Regions from separate parts of the Mus musculus genome. Here region 2 is linked to region 1. Evidence: chromatin loops called from intact Hi-C (ENCODE). Cell type or tissue: left cerebral cortex. All regions are shown on one strand. Links, peaks and the distances in the headings refer to the core of each region. The heading gives the core; the rest is flanking DNA.

What was found. Peaks named below come from ENCODE experiments on the same cell type or tissue, not always from the same donor. Only the 100,000 strongest peaks of a DNase experiment are listed, where the experiment ranks them.
Region 2: a loop joins it to region 1, with 3 times the contacts of the local background. A loop is called at or near these places in 2 of 42 quality-filtered maps.

Annotation. Positions count from the first base shown.
Region 1 is chr19:38,325,599-38,332,901 of GRCm38, forward strand. Gm9886 (a long non-coding RNA gene) reads right to left here and starts at 1,693. Exons shown (of 5, transcript XR_003952846.1): 1 at 1,152-1,693; 2 at 662-775. In left cerebral cortex, for the core only: a CTCF peak has its summit at 3,832 (motif pointing right); no DNase peak of the experiment used is centred there.
Region 2 is chr19:38,202,487-38,209,789 of GRCm38, forward strand. It overlaps Fra10ac1 (FRA10AC1 homolog (human)), which reads right to left. Exons shown (of 14, transcript NM_001081075.2): 8 at 4,777-4,822; 9 at 2,210-2,323. Among named protein-coding and RNA genes, the nearest start is that of Fra10ac1, 18 kb to the right of the region's middle. In left cerebral cortex, for the core only: a CTCF peak has its summit at 4,400 (motif pointing right); a DNase peak (open chromatin) is centred at 4,387.

The DNA of each region.
Region 1 (7,303 bases), core at 2,751-5,250:
GGGCAATGGCCAACCTCTTTTTATCTCATGGAGGCTCTGACTTAGAACTCCACAATCTCTCCACCAGCTTGCTAGATTCCCACTGGTGGGCCATTACCATGCCAGCCCTGTGCTGCAAATCCCCCATGGCCTGTGTGGTGCACTCAGGCAAACCCATGCTTTGCCACCATACCTTTCTCTCTTGAACCCAGACAAGCCTTCATGTGAAGGAAAACACAACACAAAGTTAGTTCAGAAACAATGGTAACTCAATCTCTAGGTGCAACAACAAAAACCTAATCTTGTAAGCCTTATTAAAATCTGATTCTTCCAGTGGTCAATCCTTGCAGATCTGCCATGATACCGGGAAACTCTAGCAGCTACATCTTACCCATATGCTGTCCCCATTCTAAAAGGACCTCACTCTCTCCTGCTTCCTCTCTTCCTCCGTCCAACCCGGAAGTCCCGCCCACTTGGCCAGTGATTGGCTCCTTTATTCATTAGGAGATTGGCTCACAAGAACAGCACCAGGCCCGTCCACAACACACCATCTTAAAATTTCATTCTCTATCACTCTGCTTTTTGTCAACATATAAACGTTTATAAAAACGATTCCTAGAGGCTCTGAAGAGATGGCCCCAATGCTTTTAGAGAGGACAGGGGTTTGATTGCTAGCACTCACGTGGCAGTGAACAGCTTAATAGTTGAAGAGAGTAAGTCCATGAATGTCGTGGGGAGCATGGGGGCAGGCAGGCAGGCATGGCGCTGAAGCAGGAGCTGAGAATTCACATCTGATCTACAAGCACAAGGTAGGGAGAGCACATTGGGAATGGCATAGGCTTTTAAACCTAAAAGCACATTCCTAATAACACAACTCTTCCAACAAAGCCACACCTCTTTGTCCTTCCAGAACAGATCCACCACCAGGGGACTAAGTCTGCAAATATATCAGCAGATGGGAGCCATTTTCATTCAAACCACCACACCTAGCATGTATAGTGTCCTGGTTTAATTTCCCAAAATTAAAAGATAAAGTAGTTAAGAACAGTTTTCTTTCTGTCATTATGCACTCTTTGGAAATCATTATTTTGCAGTTGCTAATTATTTCTCGGCTGTTAGAAAATGTATTCTATCCAGATCTTTATAACAAAATGTAAAACTCCCATAAATACCTTTGTTGCGAACCTTCTATTTCTGCTACTTGGTTTCCTCAAGTGAGACTTCTGGAAACAGTGTCTGGCCCCTGGGGCATGTTTTCCAGTTCAGATAAATATTGTCATCCTTATATTTTCAAAGGCCTGCAGCATTCAGGTCACATGAATCCACACTTCTCTTCCTCTGTCCTTTGAGTTATTCAGGATGAGAAACAGGATATCTATATATTTACATGCTTCTCACAAAACATGCAAGGAAAGTTTCAGTGGCTCAAGACAATGAAACTTAACATTCAACATTTTCCAATTCCACAGGGACAAATGGTGGGGTTGGAGTCCAGCAAGCCCCCTGGAGGAAGATTGGCCACACCTCCTGCCAATATGAACCCGCCTCACCAATACAGTGGGCAGACCAAAGAGCACCACAATGCAGGACACGCCTCCTTCTCAGCGCCAGTGTCCAGAGCTCAGTCGGCTGGGAGGAAAACTCTGTTCAGAGATTAGAGGGAGCTGACAATGCAAGTGGACAAAGGATGGATTATCAGGAGGAGGCTTTCTTTGAGCATGCTCAGAGGTGCTTCCTTGAAGAGATTAGAATGGGGGAAGGGGGAGGGGATTATTCACTCAGTGTGGAAAGGAAAGAAGAGAAGACCATCTTAAGCAACAAGTGGCTTTTTCGAGAACCCGTTGGATACACTGAAGTATGTGATAGTGCCTGTATACATATAGGTGTCAGGGGTCTTTTTCCTTTCCCAAGACCATCACTCCGCCAAGGTAGAAGGTACTAATGGCCACGTTGTTCTTCAAAAGTTCCTTTTACTCAGGCGGGTGTCCGGAGAGAAGTTCCAATAAGGTGCAGTATCTTTTTTTTTTTTTTTTTTTTTTTTTTTGGGTTTTCGAGACAGGGTTTCTCTGTATAGCCCTGGCTGTCCTGGAACTCACTTTGTAGACCAGGCTGACCTCGAACTCAGAAATCCACCTGCCTCTGCCTCCCAAGTGCTGGGATTAAAGGCGTGCGCCACCATGCCCGGCTAAGGTGCAGTATCATTAACTCTTGGATCACTTCAATTTGTCCTATACCAGCTCTGGGATTCCAAGTAGGTCCCCAAATGACCTATACCATGTGAGTTTTGAAAATTGGCACTCTGGAAACGAGGACCTCTGAAATGAGATGAGAATTCAGACAAAGGTTGAGTCTAGGGAGCTCATCAGACTGAGCCAGGGTGAGACAGAGGCCAAAGCAGCCCCAGCTTGAAAGTGCTTTACAATCTGGAGATAAGTGGGGGAAGTGTTAATCCCACTGTGACAAAATTTGAGTTCCATATCAGGGATTCCCTCAGCACGGTCATGAGTTAGTCAGAGGCTTATAAAGGCAAAACCCACAAGGCTCCGCGTACTTCCCACATTCATCCAATCAGGGGTAAGCATACATCCTGATGCTCCTTTCACCTACATGTGATCGATCACGTGATCCTGTGCAGTTGGGGCAACCAAGCTGGTTTCTTATCTTACATAAGCAACAGCTCCCAGCATTCAGGACGTTATCTGTCCTTGGGCAAGTGCGGCTTACAAGTAAGAGGCATTTCTGCTTTATAGATATCTGTTTTTTGTTTTTCTTTAAAGATTTATTTATTTTATGAATGTGAATATACTGTCTCTGTCATCATACACACCAGAAGAGGGTATCGGATCCCATTACAGATGGTTGTGAGCCACCGTGTGGTTGCTGGGAATTGAACTTAGTACCTCTGGAAGAGCAACCAGTGCTCTTAACCGCCAAGCCATCTCTCCAGTGCCCTTTTATAGATATCTTAAGCACAGCAATTTAAACTTTAAATGTAACTCTAGCCACCACAGAAGTCTCCTAAGAGGGGCTGGTGAGATGGCTCAGCGCTTAAGAGCGCAGACTGCTCTTCCAAAGGTCCTGAGTTCAAATCCTAGCAACCACATATGGTGGCTCACAACCATCCATAACGAAATCTGATGCCATCTTCTGGAGTGTCGGAAGACAGCTACAGTGTACTTACATATAAAAAATAAATAAATTAATTAATTAAAACAAAAAAGAAGTCTCCTAAGAAGGTTTAAAAAAAAACACACACACACAAGCAGGTATGGTGGCCTGTAATCCTAGCACTTGGGAGGCCACTCTCCCAAAGGTTACATAACAAAGACCCTGTTCTGAAAAACAAAATGTCATAGTAACTAATAAGTAGTACATCTCAATACATCTACTTATGTGTGGGAGGTTGCTCATCCCGCTCATACATACAACAGCTGTTCTACATCTGGAAGACCCTCGAATGGTCTGTGAGATTAATCTGTTTAAAATCTTCAAGAAAACAAAACAAAAAAAGGAAAAACCCCTATATGATAACATCTATAAAAACATGGGTAGGAGAATTTAAGACTGGGATTTGGTAAAATAAATAAAAATACACAGAAGGGCCAGCAAGATGGCTCAGGGGGTAAAAGTGTTTGATGCCAAGCCTGACCAACCTGAGTTCTACCCAGGACCCCACATGGTGGAAAGAGAGAATCTACTCCCACCGGGTGTCTTCTGCCCTGCCAACAAGTGTCATGGCGTGACTTAGTCATGGCAAGCGTGCACACAACATTAAAGTGATCTCCCCTTAAATATAAATGAGAGGGGGAAAGCCTTCTCCTGGGAACTGTACTTCACTACACTGACAGAAGAGGGTGACCTTGAGCTGGCAATGGTAAGCTGTCCTTCACCCATGAAGGTCAGCAGCTAAAATGCTCCCCTGGTTCTCTGGAATGTCCCCCTGGGGTATTTAAACCCATCATCTAAAGCAGAAAGGCAGCATGTTCATGCACTGAAGGACTCAATACTGTCGAAATGGCAATTCTCTCCAAATTAAACCATCGAGACTTGATTCATCCCCTTTCAAAAATCAGCAAGGCTCACTACAGTAGTTAGTGATCTACTGCCAAACTGTTCATAGAAATACAAGGAGCTAGACCAGTGGTTCTCAGCTTTCCTAATACTGTGACCCTTTAATACAATTCCTCATCTTGCAGTGACTCCCAACCATAAGAGTATGATTTCATTGCTACTTCATAACTGTAATTTTGCCACTGTTATGAATTGTAATGTAAATATCTGCTGTGCAGAGTATCTGATTTGAGACCCTGGTTGAGTACTAGAAGAACTGAGAGCATTTTGAAGAACAATGGAGGATTGTCATCACTTGATATCTAGAGTCACTGTCTGATGAACAGTACCCATGATGGAATGATACTGCATAATGAATGATGGCTGGAACAAGGACAATTGACCCACACATGTATTAGTTTACTTTTGTCGAGCTACAAGGTAGCTGAATAGTCTTTTAAGCAAAAGGTAACATTCAACCAAACCATCAACTGGCAAAGACGTTTGTTTAGGACCAAAAGACTCAAAGATAAATTGCCAAGGGTGGTGACGCATGCCTTTAATCCCAGCACTCGGGAGGCAGAGGCAGGTGGATTTCTGAGTTCGAGACCAGCCTGGTCTACAAAGTGAGTTCCAGGACAGCCAGGGCTATACAGAGAAATGCTGTCTTGAAAAACAAAAACAAAACAAAACAAAAAAACCACAAAAAAACAAAACAAAACAAAAGATAAATAAATTAGCAGGGTGTGGTGGCCTATGTCTCTAGTCTCAGCACTCAGTAAGCAGAGGAAGATGGATCTCTGTGGTTTTGAGGCCCAGCCAGGTCTACAGAAGGAATTCTAGGACATCCAGGGCTATGTAGAGAGACCCTGTCTCAAAAAAGAAAGAAAGGGGAAAAAAAGCCAAAAGAGCGAGCTCTCAAATGTTCAATTGCTATAAAAGAAGTCTCTAGCTCTTCCCCTACATTCTTGGCAGACAGAGCCTTGTCACCATCACAGGGTAGGGACTCCAAGCCAAATCAGTAGGGGCCAACCATTCTACCTTTATGGTGGGGTAGCTTAAGGCCATTCAGCTGACTTTGTCTCAAGTCAGAGCAAAGACCACAAGACCTCTCCAAGCAATCTGTCTTAAAATAGGCAGAAACTTTCCATTCTTCTTTTTTTTTTTAAGATTTATTTATTATTATAGATAAGTACACTGTAGCTGTCTTCAGACACACCAGAAGAGGGCATCAGATCTCATTACAGGTGTTTGTGAGCCACCATGTGGTTGCTGGGATTTGAACTCAGGACCTTTGGAAGAGCAGTCAGTGCTCTTAACCACTGATCCATCTCTCCAGCCCCTAAACTTTCCATTCTTTAGCATTCTTTATCTATCAAGACTTTTAGAGGCACTTCTATGGGACACAGCTAACTACATCTGACATCTATTTAAACTTTGTATATCTTGCTACCAACTAGGTTCTCCTATTCTGTCACACTTATCCAGGATTCAAAGCCTTGTTCTCTTCCTCCTGAGTCCCAAGATTATAGGTGTGAGCTGCCATACTCAGCTGCAACCCCTTGAAACTTTATTGCCAAAAAAAAAAAAAAAAAAGTCTGTATGAGAAGGGCTGTCTCTCCTCTAACTCTGCATCATGCAGTATATTGTTGGGTCCACAACTTTCAATGGATTCTCTCCCTCTTTCTGCACTGTAATAAGGCACCAGCATTCAGGAAGCCCAACAGTGGGCCAGCAAAGGTGTCCATGTGTGCACTTGTTTATTCCCTCACTGTGTTTTGCTCTTAAATGTTTTAAACAGATTCCCCTCACCCCTCTTAGAAACCCCGGAGATGCTATGATAAACGGTTTCTGAAAATCTTGCTGGCCTAGCTGGGGCTGTTAACCTTTGAAGTTGCTATGGGAACCAGTCCTTTTTTTTTTTTTTTTTTAATAAATTATTGACGTAGAGGAGAGAGAAACTGGAATGCCTATCTCAAAGAAAAGCATGGATTGAAAAGTTTAAGAGAATATGAACAGCTTCTTCTTCTTCACTCAAATTATACAACAGGTTTCTTAGAAATCCTCTCCTGCGGGAAGTAAGAGTACTTATGATCATCAATTAGCATTTGTGAATGAATAAATAAATGAATGAATGAATGAATGAGTGAATGAATAGGAAATAGGAGGCAAGGTAATCCTGAGACAGTTATAGGCAAACTGTCCTGCACATCTTAGGTATAATTGAATCTGGCACCCCCATGATTAGCTAGAAATTTTTGCTTCTCTTCTACCTTATTTATTTATTTATTTATTTATTCCGCTCTGGAGGCTTCCCTGTGAGTCACTCATTCACTCTCAGAATTCTTCTTTTCCGGGCTGTGCTGTGGGGGGGTGACAATGTCGGTATCTACAAAAAAATACCCATTGTGAACCAGCTCAGGAAAGCCCTGTGGCGGTACATCATTGTAGGCCAGAGGCTTCCTGCCAAATCAGTGTAGCCACCATATCCAGGTATTTACCGTTCCCTCTCAAGCAGAAAATACAATTGCATGCATTTTTAATGTCTAGAACCCACACTGTCTCCATTTCTAGATCTCAGAGTTAGAGTACACACCGAGATCCACTGCCTTCAAGGAAAATGGATCCCCTTCCAGGAAGGACTTATCTGGCTGCTGGGAATCTCATCAGCAGAGTCCCTTCAGCTGGTGCCACAGTGGCCCTCAGCCACAGAGGACTGCATCCCAAGTGGCAGTTTATACACAGTGCTAGATTGGAGCTGAATACAGAGTCTGGGTTACATCAGCCCCACTGTTAGAGCAGCTTTGAGTTTTTTCTGGCAGGCACCTATGATTGGCTGGGGCTCCTGGGACCAGAAATAAATTTCTTTCTCCAGCGTTTGACATGTGTACATCTCAAGAGTACCTCCCACGCAACCTTCAGCTCCATCTCAAGCTTGGCTTGCCTCACATACAATGTCTCCTGTCTTGTGCCAGAAAAGATAGAGAAAGCCCAGCTAAATGTGAATTTCAGATAACACATAATTTTGGTGTAATCATGGCTAGTACTTCTTATGACTCTAAGGTGTTTGGCTTAAGCAAATGTTTGATTCGATGAATGAAGTTTTTAGGGTCTCAAAATAGAGCTTGTTATAAGAAGGGAGAGGTGTTCCTCCCTCCCCAATAATAAGCATCTTTCAAAATGTCCACCGATCAGTAGCACACCAGTACCCCAATTTAACTAAGGATGCTTGTTAGAGATGTAGATTTCTGACAGTTGTTAGATTCACTGAACA
Region 2 (7,303 bases), core at 3,102-5,601, 120 kb before region 1:
AGGAAGGGAGGGAGGGAGGGAGGGAGGGAGCGAGGGAGGGAGAGAGCGAGGGAGGGAGCGAGGGAGGGAGCAAGCAAGCAACTGAAAGATGTAAACTAATTTTAAAAAAGAGCAGGGTAACACTGTAAACCATGGCTATAGGCAACTGCTGTCTGCTGGTGAGCTCTAGGTTCAGCAAGAGACCTGGTCTTAAATGAGCAATGTTGAGAAACTCAGAGAGAACAACACTCAAAGTAACATTTATCTCTAATCTTTTTCTTTATTTTTAAAAGTTATATGTATGAGTGTTTTGTCTACACACATGCCTGGACATGTGCATACAGGCTCACTGTGGAGGCCAAGAGGGTACTGGCTCCCCTGGAACTGGAGTTACAGGTGGCTGTGAATCATCATGTGGCTACGGAAATCAAACCTGGGTCATTTGCAAGAGCAGCCAATGCTCCTGACCTCTAAGCCATCTCTCCAGTCCCTCTACACTGTTTCCTAATTACATGGTATTTACTTTGTGGCGAGGGGATGTGCATGCACCACAGTGAGTGCGATGAGTGTATGGAGGTCTGAGGACAGTTTACATGGTCTGTTGTCTCCTTCCACATTGTGGGCTCCAGGGAATAAATTCAAGATGTCAAGCTTGGTAGCAGGTACCTCACCCACTGAACCATGTCACTAGCTCATCTCTATACTTTTAAACAACACTGACTGGTGCTAGGGCCATTAGTTGCCCATTAGAAGCCAGAGGAGACAGCGCAATTGAAGATACCATATGCTTTGCTTGTGTGAGAGACAAAGGAAATGGAGCTGGAAGCTTCCTCTCTAGAGATTAGCTTTCACAGTGCCAGAAGGTACTGTGCAGGGGGTTCTGGGAGAGTTGTCATCAATGGTCTTGCTCAGCCACGAATCCTTCATGTTAGACAACCCATCTCCCAGACAAGATGTGCCTGCCCACTGGTGTGATAGTGGCATGACTGTTATGGGGTAACCAACTACTCTGGATGGTATTTAAGGCTCACTCTACAGGAGGAAGTCCACATGAAGTACTGGAAATCTTACTCCAAATCTGGTCACGGGCTTGTGGCTGGTCCTAGTATGGAAGCTATTGCTACTGCTTTCCTAAATAGTCTGGTGTGGTTGTCAAATAGTCTCCTAATTACCCAGAATGGTGCTAGGCTCAACTTTTTTGCAGTGAGAGACAATTATGAGTGCAGTTATTAGTGCAGAGACTCATAACTAGTCCAAGTGCTGAGAATAACTGGCTCAGCTCTTACTAGGGCACCTATATTAGAGCCTCCAAGGCTCAGGGAACATCTACAGTGAGAAAGCAGAAGAAAAAAAGAAAAAAGAAGACCCAGAGGTAGCACAGTGCGTCACATAACTCTGTCCTCTGAGCATGACATAACTACTACAGCCTTGAATTCTCAGCAGCTGTGATTACTTGTATAAAACCTTCAGACTATTAAATGCATGAACAGTCCATCATTGTGGAGTTGGGGGAGATTCGTGAGACTCTGTACTCCTGAAGATTTCTTCAGGTGTAGAGCAACTGGTAAGTGGGTCCTGTAAATAATCCCTCACCTCGTAAGTAACCCTAACTACACTTATTGGGTCACACACACACACACACACACACACACACAGACACACACAGACACACACATGAGGACTAATGAGGAAGAAAAAGGGGATCAGTGTATGAGGGGACAAGAGAGAGTAAATAGCATATGTGTACGTGTGTGTGTGTGTGTGTGTACATACATGAAAATGACATAGTGAAACTCATTATTAAGTAAAATTAATATTAAGTTAGTTACGTAAAAACTTTTTTAAAAGGATATTTTTCCAAAATCTTCACTCACTGTCAGAAAGAAAATGTATTTATTGCTGATAATTACGGCTACACAATCAGATGTGAGGTCTACACTGCCTTTCTGATACTCTGACTTAGACTCCTAATCTAGTGCCATCCTCAAGCTTGTAACAGATGACTCTACAAGTTACCAGCTGAAATCTGACATTAGAATTGTCTTATCAAAGCGCTTCCATAATGCTAAAGACTTTAGATTCAAATTTTATTTGAGGTTTGGGGAAACTACAGGGAAAAAGTATACTTTCAGGAAAATATACCAAATCTTTTAAAATTAAATAGTACATACATTTTTTTCAGTTCTAAATTCAAGGTAAATTTGGAAGAAATCCACTGAACACGTCTTACTTAATTTAACAAGTGCGTTTCTCTTTTCACCGTGCTCAGTGTAACCGAAGTTGACTTCCCAGCTCCTCAGGCCTTCTTTTTCATTACAACATTTATTTCCACAAAAAAACTGGCCTGCAAAAGAAAAGGACTGTCACCCACAGTACATGATAGGAGTCACCTACAAGAACCTATTACCTCTAAAATTTTCCTTTAAAAATTATAAAATAAATATAATAAATTCAATACAAAGTCAGCATGAAAAATGATGACCACAATAACTATAGCATGCATGTATTGAAATATGAAATCAGAGAGATGCTTTTTTCCTTCTACAGTGGGGACTGAACCCAGGACCTCGTGCATGCAAAGTGTTTGTTTTACCATTAAGTCTTAAAACAAACAAACAAAAACACTATTATTATTTCTTGCTTGCTTGCCACATTGCCTAAGCTGGCCTAGAACTTGTTCTAAAGGTCAGGACTGAATTGCAAACATCCCCAGGGTAGCTGGGACCATGAGACTGTGCCACCGGACCAAGCTAAAGAGCTGAACTCTTAAAACAAAAGCTGGCACACAATTCCTGTTGGTAAACTGTTTATTTAAGTAGAATTTTAGTGAGTCCATATTAGAGAATCTTACACTTTAGAAAGTGAAATAGTAAGTGTACTAACTAAAACCCTGAAAGAGATCATTTCCCAAAAGACATGCTCTTAGATGTCAGTCCTTTCAGTATTTAGCTAAATGTTAAATTAATGTTTTCAAATATATCATTTACATAAAATTCTATCTAAAAACTTCTAAGGACAAAAAAATGATTTGGACATAAGCACAACTCAAAACTATTTTGGCAGAAAAAGAGAAAGAGAAAATAAAAATGATTTATACAAAGAACAATTTCCACCACAATAATTTGCACCAAGAGTAACAAATAGAAACCATAAATTCTTTTTCATAAAATGCAAAAGACTGCCAAAATGAAACTCTAACATCAGCATCCAAAGGCTGATTTGTAACTCAGTCGTCTGCACCAGGATCTAGCATATGTGCCCCAGACTAACCTCAAGCTTATCATGTAGCAGAGGACGACTTGAACTTAAAACACACTTTCTGCATGCATGTATGTATGTATGTATGCATCTATCTATCTATTGTGTGTATACATACATGTCATGCCATGAAGTATGTAAGGAAGTCACAGAATTATTGTACAAGTTATCCCAAATGAAAAGCTAATTAATTAAGCATGTTTAGCATGTTTAGTAATGTCTGTTAAACAGCAAGCACAACACTGTTTTAACAGAGCAACAGCTTGTTCTCTGCTTCCCCACTAGTCCTATATTCATTTAAGAACTTAGAGAATGCCTGCCATTTTTTTTTTTTTTTTTTTTTTTGGTTTTTCGAGACAGGGTTTCTCTTTATAGCTCTGGCTGTCCTGGAACTCACTCTGTAGACCAGGCTGGCCTCGAACTCAGAAATCCGCCTGCCTCTGCCTCCCTGGGATTAAAGGCGTGCGCCACCACGGCCGGCAGCCTGCCATTTTTTTAAAAGCAGTTTTATATACTCTCCTAAAAATTTCACTTGACAAAATTAATACAGATATTTTTACTAGTGACATCTCAGATATCTCATAATTTTAGGTAAAGATACAAAATAAAACATGACCTTAAGAAAACTTTTGAATTGCCTTATTTTTTAAAATGTTTACTTAGCTGGGGGTGGGAGAGTAGGGGGATAGGGAGCTGGGGATGGTGGTGGCAGTGGTGCCCACCTTTAATCTCAACACTCAGGAAGCAGAGGTAGGAGGATCAAGTTCCTGCCCAGCCTCATTCACAGAGCAAGCTCCAGGACAGCCAGGGCTACACGGAAAAACCCTGTCTTGAAAAACAAAACCCAAAAAGTATATTTAATATTGTGTGTGCACGGCATGTGTGTGTGTGCTTGAGCACACACGCGTGCATGCATGTAGAGTTCAGAGGACAATTCTGTTGAGTGTGTTCTCTCCTTTAACTCTAGCTTGAGGGATTGAAATGAAGTTGCTAGGCTGGTGTGGCACCTGTCCTTAGCCACCAACCGCCTCACTGACCCAAAAGAGAGCTGCTTTAAATTCATCCCCTTTCCCTCCCCTCTACAGAGCCTTTATCAGTCACAGAAAACACCCCTGCCACTCATATCCGTGCACGTCAGGCGCGGTGCCGGGAGCGGTCAGAAGAGGGCTCCCGATCCCTGGAGCTGGAGTGCAACTCTATTGGGTTCACGAATGATATTTAACATCTTCAAAATAATGATTTTTGTTGGAATGCAGTACTATCAATATTTTGTTATAATTGATAATCAAGCACTTGTTCCTTGTTACTAAATCTTTAATTCTTAAAACATTGTCCACATATCCTCAAATATTCTAAGGACCAAATTCTAAAGAAGTCATGAAAGCATTAAATTCTGATCTTTGCTAACAACATATATATCAGAAATACATTTTTCCCAAACTTTATTTTTATAAGAAAAAATTCTCACCTGGTGATTTCAATTCTATATAACAAAGTAAACTGTGATCAATTAGAAAGTAAAAATTTTTAAAAAGTTACCTTTTCCTGAAATTACTTCTTTTTCTATTCGCCACCTAAATCCAAACTGGTTAAAAAAAAAAAAAAAGTACATTTATATAAAATAAATGTAAATTCAAATTTTAAATTAATATATGTACAAATCTAAACACAAAGCCAAGGTTGGTGACGTTTTCAGCCTGAAAAATAAACTTAACTATCAGTGTGATGGCTTTTTCTCTTTTTACAGAACTTAAGGATATCTCCTGACAATTACCAACTTCTGTTAAAAATGACTTTTAAAATACCTAAAATCTACAGGAGTTGAGGCAGGATAACATCTGCATATAACATCTATGCACAGTATACAGTATTAACAAGAACAGGATAACATCTGCATATAACATCTATGCGTAGTATACAGTATTAACAAGAACAGGATAACATCTGTATATAACATCTATGCGTTGTATACAGTATTAACAAGAACAGGATAACATCTGTATATAACATCTATGCGTAGTATACAGTATTAACAAGAACAGGATAACATCTGCATATAACATCTATGCGTAGTATACAGTATTAACAAGAACAGGATAACATCTGCATATAACATCTATGCGTAGTATACAGTATTAACAAGAACAGGATAACATCTGCATATAACATCTATGCGTAGTATACAGTATTAACAAGAACAGGATAACATCTGTATATAACATCTATGCGTAGTATACAGATTAACAAGAACAGGATAACATCTGCATATAACATCTATGCGTAGTATACAGTATTAACAAGAACAGGATAACATCTGCGTATAACATCTATGCATAGTATACAGTATTAACAAGAACAGGATAACATCTGCGTATAACATCTATGCATAGTATACAGTATTAACAAGAACAGGATAACATCTGCATATAACATCTATGCGTAGTATACAGATTAACAAGAACAGGATAACATCTGCATATAACATCTATGCGTAGTATACAGATTAACAAGAACAGGATAACATCTGCATATAACATCTATGCGTAGTATACAGTATTAACAAGAACAGGGGCTGTGGTTATGGCCAAGGGTATTACTTCAATATCTTAACCCTGAGACTCAGTGTACTACGAGAGAATTCAGAAGGCTGGAGAGATGGCTCGGTATGTAAGAGCACTGGCTGCTACTGCAGACGACCAGGCTTAAGTCTCAGCCCCTATGTGGTGGCTCACAACTACCTACAACTCTAGCTCAGAGGAGCTGACATCTTCCTTCCTCCACAGGCACTGCACACATGTGGTACACAGATAGACATGCAGGCAAAACAGCCATACACATTTTTTAAAGGGGAAAAATATAAATAATTCAGATAAAACATTCAATTTCTTATTAATATTCAAGTTTTAAATCATCCATTTCTTAATTTTTCAAATTTATATCTTAAATTCATACAAAAATTCAAAAAAATGTCAAAACATTCTAGTTAAAATGCAAATAAAAATAAAATTCCCCATGTCTATGGGGGGGAGTAGAATAAATAAGTATCAAAAAAAGGAAGTAAAAATTTTAAAGTGACTCCCTTTCATTTTATGCTTTAGTGTATATCTGTGTCTAGAGATTACATGCCATCCCACATTGTCTTGCAGTGTCTACTGAAGCACAAAGTCAACTGTATTACTAGCAAGAGTTTTCCAAGCCTTTTCTTTCATTCATTCATCTATTTAAGGAACTACTTATTGGACTTGTATTTCAGGACTGGAGAAATGGCTCAGCTGTTAAAGAGCGCTTAGTGCTGCTGCAGAAGACCAGGGTTTGACTGCCAATATGCATAGAGTGCATCACAACCATCTATTCCTCCAGTACGGGGGCATCTGACACCTTCTTCTGGTCCCCACAGGCACAATACACCCATGCAGTACACATACATGTGCAGGCAAACATTGATATACATAAAACAAAAATAAATAAAGCTTTACAGGGCACTATCCATCACGAGGAAAGTTATAATCTTATGGGGAGTAAGAGACTACACTGTCCCACTTTGTAACCTCTGTCTCCTTATATCCTTTCCCAACCCCAGTTCTTCTCATGGGATCCAGGCTGCAGTTACTCAGGGCTTGGTCCTGAATCCTGCTTCCTGCAACACAGATCTACTGGGACTTTCTGTAAAAGAAAAATAGCTTTTGGCTCATTTAAAGCAGTGTTTTTCCTTTTTTCTTATCCCACTTCTCCTTTCCTAGTGGCTCAATAGAACTCAAATACAGCCTCAAACATGAAAAGTTTTCAAAGAAAGGAACAGGAACACAGAGCAAAGGAAGAGTCACTAGACGTGCCTTAAGGCTCTGCTATGTACAGTAGGCACTGATTAACTAATTAATTAAGACCTGCTTAATTAAAGTGAATAAAGTACTATCTGTGTAAATGAAGCTAAGAGAAAAACGCATCCTAACTCTGGAAGCATGATGTAAGCTAAACTTTTTCCAACATGTCAAACATGGTATGCTAGAACACAGAGCTATTACATGTTCCAAACATAGCCCCTCCAAACTTCCTGTTCTCTCATTTC